Regions from separate parts of the Homo sapiens genome. Here region 1 is linked to region 2. A link is an interaction called in ENCODE POLR2A ChIA-PET data of the cell type or tissue named here. Cell type or tissue: PC-3. All regions are shown on one strand. Links, peaks and the distances in the headings refer to the core of each region. The heading gives the core; the rest is flanking DNA. Region 1 overlaps FGD2 (FYVE, RhoGEF and PH domain containing 2). Region 2 has its middle 39 kb from the start of PIM1.

Region 1 (2,859 bases), core at 260-2,759, 120 kb after region 2:
CCTCAGGACCTGCCATGACAGCCCCCAGGAGCAGCCCTGCCTGTGCAGCCCAGCCATGGGGTGTCTGAATGGCGGGAGCCCCCCAGGGCTGAGAGACTGGAAGCCACTGAACGTTAGCCATTAGGTGTTTGGCTTTGGTGACTCTCACTGCTTCCCAAAACAAGCCAGACCTAGAGGGTATAATGGAAGGAGCATGGGCTTTGGTATCACATAGGCATGGGTTCAAATCCCAGTTCTGCTACTCTCTGGCTGCGTGACCTTGAGCAAGTCACTAAACCTCTCTGGGCCTTAGTGTCCTCATCTGTGAAAAATGGCTAATGGTATGGATGATGTCTATGAAGTGCCAGTGGTTGATGTTGATGACTGATGGTCGTCAAAACCATTTTAGCAGGAGCTCAGTAAGTATATGGGAATGGCTTAGGCCTCCTCAGCCCCCTGGGACCCCTGGGGGTGTCCTCACTCTGGGCATCGGCCTGGTCTGGGGCCTGGGCTGGCAGCTTCTGGATGTACTCCTTGAGCAGCAGCTCGTAACGTGGAATTCTCTGCACTGGTTCCAGCATGTGGTGCTGCAGGGTCAGGCTGCCCGAAGCCTCGCTGCTCTTGGGGAGGGATGGGGGAGCAACACGGAGAGGGTGAGAGAAGGGAGGTGGGTCAGGCTGCTCCTGAGGGCCGGACGAGTAGGCAGGGGCCTATGGAAGCAGCTGAGCCTGGGAGATGCCCGGAATCACTCAAGGCAACCTGAGCCACTGCATGCTGGGAGTGGCAATGCTGACTCCAGCCCTCCCCCAGCCTCACCTGGATGCGAGTGAGAACCTCCTGGAAGAGTGGAGACTTGTCGGTCCAGGTGGCCAGCAGCTCAGCCGCTCGCTCAAAGTTCTTGACATACTCACTGTACATCTTCAGGAAGGGGGCCAGCTTCTGGATCACGTCACCGATGCGGGGGTTAGCTGTCCTGCAGGAGGGGCACAGGGATTGCCCTCAGCCTAGAGACCTCCTCTCGACTCTAGATAGGGCCAGGTGAGGCCAGGCTCCCTGAATCCCCCAAAGCAAACTTTCCACGGCAATTCTGGGTGTGGGCGGGGTACGGGGGTGTCATCCTCACATGCGCCCCTCTACTCCTTAGACTGTGAGCCTCCTGAGGCCAAAGGCTGTTCTGGTCCCAGGTTGGCCTCATCCACAAGGCCCGGCACAGTGTTGGGCCCACAGCAGGTGTTCAGTAACTGCTCAGTGCTTCATTATGTAACAATAACGAGGGCTACCTACCAAGCACTACCCAGGACATGATGCATGTCTCATTCCATGTAATTCTCACAACCCTGTAGGTGGGGGCAGCCACTAGCCCATCATAGAGGTGAGGAAGTGGAGGCTCAGAGGGGTACGAACTTCTCCAGGATTGGCCAGCCACAGTGGCTTACACCTGTACTCGCAGCACTCTGCAAGGCCTGAGGCAGGCAGGCAGGTTGAGCCCAGGAGTTCAAGACCAGCCTGAGCAGCATGGTGAAACCTCATTCCATGCCCCTCACACTGAAAAAAAATAATATATATACATATATATACACGTATATATATGTATACACACACACACACACACACACACAGAACTTTTCCAGGATCATCCCATGGCAGGGCCTGCTAGAGCAGAGCAGCAGGGAGCCATGGCCATGGCCTGGGAGTGAGGCTTCCTGAGCCTGACTCCTGGGATGCACAAATCATGCTAGCTGTGTTCCCAGGTAAGTCACTTAGCATCTTTGTACCCTGATTTTCTCATTGAAAAAAATTGGAATGATGGCAGGCGATCTCATAGGGTTATATCCTTCTCTTTTCTTTTCTTTCTTTTTTTTTTTTTTTTAAGTCAGGGTCTCTCTCTGTCACCCAGGCTGGAGTGCAGTGGCACAATCATGGCTCACTGCAGCCTCGACTTTCCGGGCTCCAGCAATCCTCCAACCTCAGCCTCCTGAGTAGCTGGGACTACAGGTGCCTGCTACCATGCCCGGCTAAGTTTTGTATTTTTGGTAGAGATGGGGTTTTACCATGTTGCCCAGAGTGGTCTCAAACTCTTAAGCTCAAGTGATCCACCCACCTTGGCCTCCCAAAGTGCTGGGATTACAGGCATGAGCCACCGAACCTGGCTATTATTATCTTAAAAAAAAACAACAGTTTATTATAAATGTTTTAAGCAATCAATACATCACTAGGTTTAACAATTACTAGCATTCTTCTTTGCCAAAGATCTTAAAGGACATCCTAGACTTCGTGGCAAACTATATAAGGCAAGTAACTTCACTGTTAAATGCTTTAGTGGCCATCTGTGAAAACAAGAGGGTTTCTTGCATAACCATGATGCCGTCATCACACAGCAGGCTGATGTGAAGATTGAGGGAGTTAATAGAGGGAAAGCCCAAGGCCAGGCGTGTAGGAAGCCCTCAGTTGGCACTGGCTATTTTCACTGTCCCAAAGTCACTTGGTCACTTGGCTTGGCCAGGACCTGATCCACCCCTTTCCCCAGGAAGCAGTCTGCACACACACAGCCTCTCAGAGCTCATTCACCCAAGCCCTTCACTGTGCAGACAGACCGAGCCCCAGGGAGGCATGGCCACACAATAAGGGCCTGGGCCTAGGAGGCTGAACCTAGCGCCCTGGGGTCTCCCCACCTCCACCTGGCCAGGGCTGTGGTCTGAGGCCTCAGGGGCTCCTGGTGGACCTCACCAGTCGTCCAGGCGCCGCTGCAGCTCTGGGAGGAAGAACTGAGAATGGAACTGATAGATGGAGGAGATGTTGGAGAAGATGACCCTGACCACATCCTCTGGGAAGGCCTTGCTGCTGCGGGCTGTCTTCAGCAGCTCCTGGAAAAACACCTGT
Region 2 (2,960 bases), core at 312-2,811:
CTCAGCCTCCCGAGTAGCTGGGATTACAGGCTCCTGCCACCATACCCGGCTAATTTTTGTATTTTTAGTAGAGACGGGGTTTCACCATGTTGGCCAGGCTGGTCTCGAACTCCTGACCTCGGGATCTGCCCTCCTCAGCCTCCCAAAGTGTTGGGATTACAGGCATGAGCCACCGCGCCTGGCCCAGATCAAGTTTTGATAGATAGAGATAATAGTCCCAGCAGCCACCATGTATTTTTCCATTGCTAGGTGCTGTGTTGATGGCCTTGTATTCATTCTCATTGAGTCCTCTCAGTGACTGTCTGTCACATATGCCTATCCCTGTTGGACAGATGAGAAAATTAAGACTCAGGGATTAAGTGACTTGCCCAGCAGTAGTTGCATGTTGATTCCTTTTATTTTATTCTATTTTTTTGTCTTGTCTGATTCCAAGCTGACATTTATTGAGCACTTACTACCTGCCAGGATCTATACCAGTGCTTCACAATGGGTCCTCAGGACCACACTATGTGAGATAATATTCTTATTGTCCTCATTTTTCAGGTCAGGAAGCAGGCTCAGAGAGGCTTAACTTGCAAATATCACACTACTAGGAAGTGGCAGAACCAGGCTGTGACCCCAGGCAGTGGGATTCCTAGCTTTTGACCACTGCATTTCGTCATTAAAAACCCAAGACAACCTCTCTGTGATTTAGTGTTACTCCTGAAGTGATCCCAGGGAAGGACCCTCAGGACACGTTAGATCAAGACTCCAGGGTTTGCTCTGACTGTCTACAGAAGGGAGAGCTGGGGAGGATAGGGCTGGGAGGTTGAATCTGTTAATATCTGCACAGAGGAGGGCAGAAGCAGCTAAGCGGTGTTCGTACTGCTCTGTGTGTGCCCTGGAAATGCAAGCAGCCCTCAGCTTCTGTGGCTGGCCTGGATGGCTGGCAGCAAGCCTGCAGGAGGGAAGCCCCATCTCAGGGAGGGGCAGCCAGACCCTCCGGCAGTGGCTTCCCCCTCGCTGACCTTTAGCTGGAGCTGATGAATTGGCAGCAACTGTGTGACATCAGGGAGACATTTTCTTCTTTGTGAGCTCAGAGCTTCCATTTAAAAATTCCTCAGTCACAGGACAGAGGCTGCAGAAGCCCGGGCAACACTTGTGGTGGCAGCAGGTGATGTGCACTTGTTCCAAGTCCTCCAGAAGTCTGCGTAATCCTCGGGATTCCGGGCGGCTGCTGGGATGGCCATGTAAGGTGCGGTTGTTGGCCTTATTTATCCCTGTGGCGCTGCCAGCTCTTAGAAGCCCTGCAAGGAAGGGATCATGGGGGGGCGGGGGGGAGGGCTGGTCCCATCAGCTGGCGCCTGGGAGTCACCAGCTTCCTCCAGCAGTTTCCTCTGCCTGGCCCCTCTCTACCTTCTTGTCTTTACCCCTGGTGAAAACCAGCACTCAATTTAAAATTAAGTGAGCTCAAAAGTTATCCAAACATGTTTGTCTTGACTTTTGTATGTGGGGCAGGTGGAGTGGAAGGAAGAGAGGCTGCAGTGAGTCAAGATTGCGCCACTGCACTCCAGCCCGGGTGACAGAGCAAGACTCCATGACACACACAAACACACACACACACTCACACACACACTCTTTTCCCTAAACTTGACGGTGGCAGAAGGAACCATTATTTTATTGCAGCAAAGGGCAAAGTTGAAAGGGAAATTAGATCTCTAAATACTCCAAGCCCCTCATTTTACAGAGGAGAAAACTTCCAGCTCAGAGAGGGGAAGTGACTTGCCCAAGGTCTCACCACAAGTTAGAGGCAGAGGCAGGACCAGAACTGATTACCTTGGGCAGGTTAGCTTTTCTCTCTGAGCTTCGTTCCTTCATTGATAAAGTGACACGGTGGGGTTTGATGATGCGCAAGATTTATCTCCAGATCTCAAAATACAGAACCGTAATTGAGTGACTCTCTCAGGCTCCCTGAGGGATCCTAGAGGATCCAGGGGAGCAGAACTCTGGAGAAGGCAGGATATATGGTAAAGAAGGTGGGGACTGTTTGATGAACAAGTAACTCCAGGATCTTGGGACAGACGATTCATTACCTTGGCTAGCTGCCTCTTCACCTCAGTCTCTCCCCCTGCCCTTGCCCTTGGAGAAAAGCATTCATCCCAGAACAGCCATCTTCCCTCTTTTCCCTTCTTCCCAACCCACAGATGTATATATTCCCTAATTTCTGATTATTTACTGGGCCGCTATTACTCTAGCTTATATATTTATAGCTTTCCGGTAACACTCATCTAGGAATCACTCAGTGTGCCAGGTACTAAGTACTTTACATTATCACATTTAATCCTCCTACCTCCATCCTCTGAGTTAGGCTATATTATCCTCAGTATGTAGATAAAGAAACCCAGGCTAGGTTGAGTGCTGTGACTTACACCAGTAATCCCAACACTTTAGGAGGCCAAAGCCAGAGGATCGCTTGAACCTAGGAGTTCAAGGTCAGTCTGAGTAACATAGTGAAAACTTGTCTCTATAAAAAAGAAAGAAAAGAAACCGAGGCTCAGAGACTTACATATTTGCATGTTCTTATAGTTAATAAGTGGGGAATCCCTAAAGTGACCCAAATTTGGCTGGAGACTAAGGGCATTTTTTTTTTATTTATTTATCCTTATTTTAAGATGGGGGTCTTGCTATTTTGCCTGGGCTCGAACTCCTAAACTCAAGCGATCCTCCCTCCTCAGCCTCATGATGCCATCATGCCTGGCGCTGAGCTCTAGTTCCTTTTTTTTTTTTTTTTTTTTTTTTTGTGAGACAGAGTCTCACTTTGTTGCCTATGCTGGAGTGCAGGGGCGTGATCTCAGCTCACTGCAGTCTCAACCTCCTGGGCTCAAGCGATCCTCTTGCCTTAGCCTCCAGAGTAGCTGGGACTACAGGAATGCACCACCATACCAGGCTAATTTTTTGATTTTTTTTTTGTAGAAATGAGG

Evidence for each region. ChIA-PET counts read pairs that join two places held together with the same protein. Peaks named below come from ENCODE experiments on the same cell type or tissue, not always from the same donor. Only the 100,000 strongest peaks of a DNase experiment are listed, where the experiment ranks them.
Region 1: POLR2A ChIA-PET joins it to region 2 with 25 read pairs; 9 of 35 experiments call an interaction of 5 or more read pairs at or near these places.

The regions. Positions count from the first base shown.
Region 1 is chr6:37,011,702-37,014,560 of GRCh38, reverse strand. It overlaps FGD2 (FYVE, RhoGEF and PH domain containing 2), which reads right to left. Exons shown (of 16, transcript NM_173558.4): 4 at 2,707-2,855; 5 at 796-952; 6 at 461-599. Among named protein-coding and RNA genes, the nearest start is that of FGD2, 7.5 kb to the right of the region's middle. RefSeq lists enhancers at 43-760, 2,191-2,690. In PC-3, for the core only: no CTCF peak of the experiment used is centred there; no DNase peak of the experiment used is centred there.
Region 2 is chr6:37,129,555-37,132,514 of GRCh38, reverse strand. No RefSeq gene overlaps it. Among named protein-coding and RNA genes, the nearest start is that of PIM1, 39 kb to the left of the region's middle. RefSeq lists enhancers at 218-1,135, 1,136-2,054. In PC-3, for the core only: no CTCF peak of the experiment used is centred there; a DNase peak (open chromatin) is centred at 1,534; H3K27ac peaks cover 2,335 bases.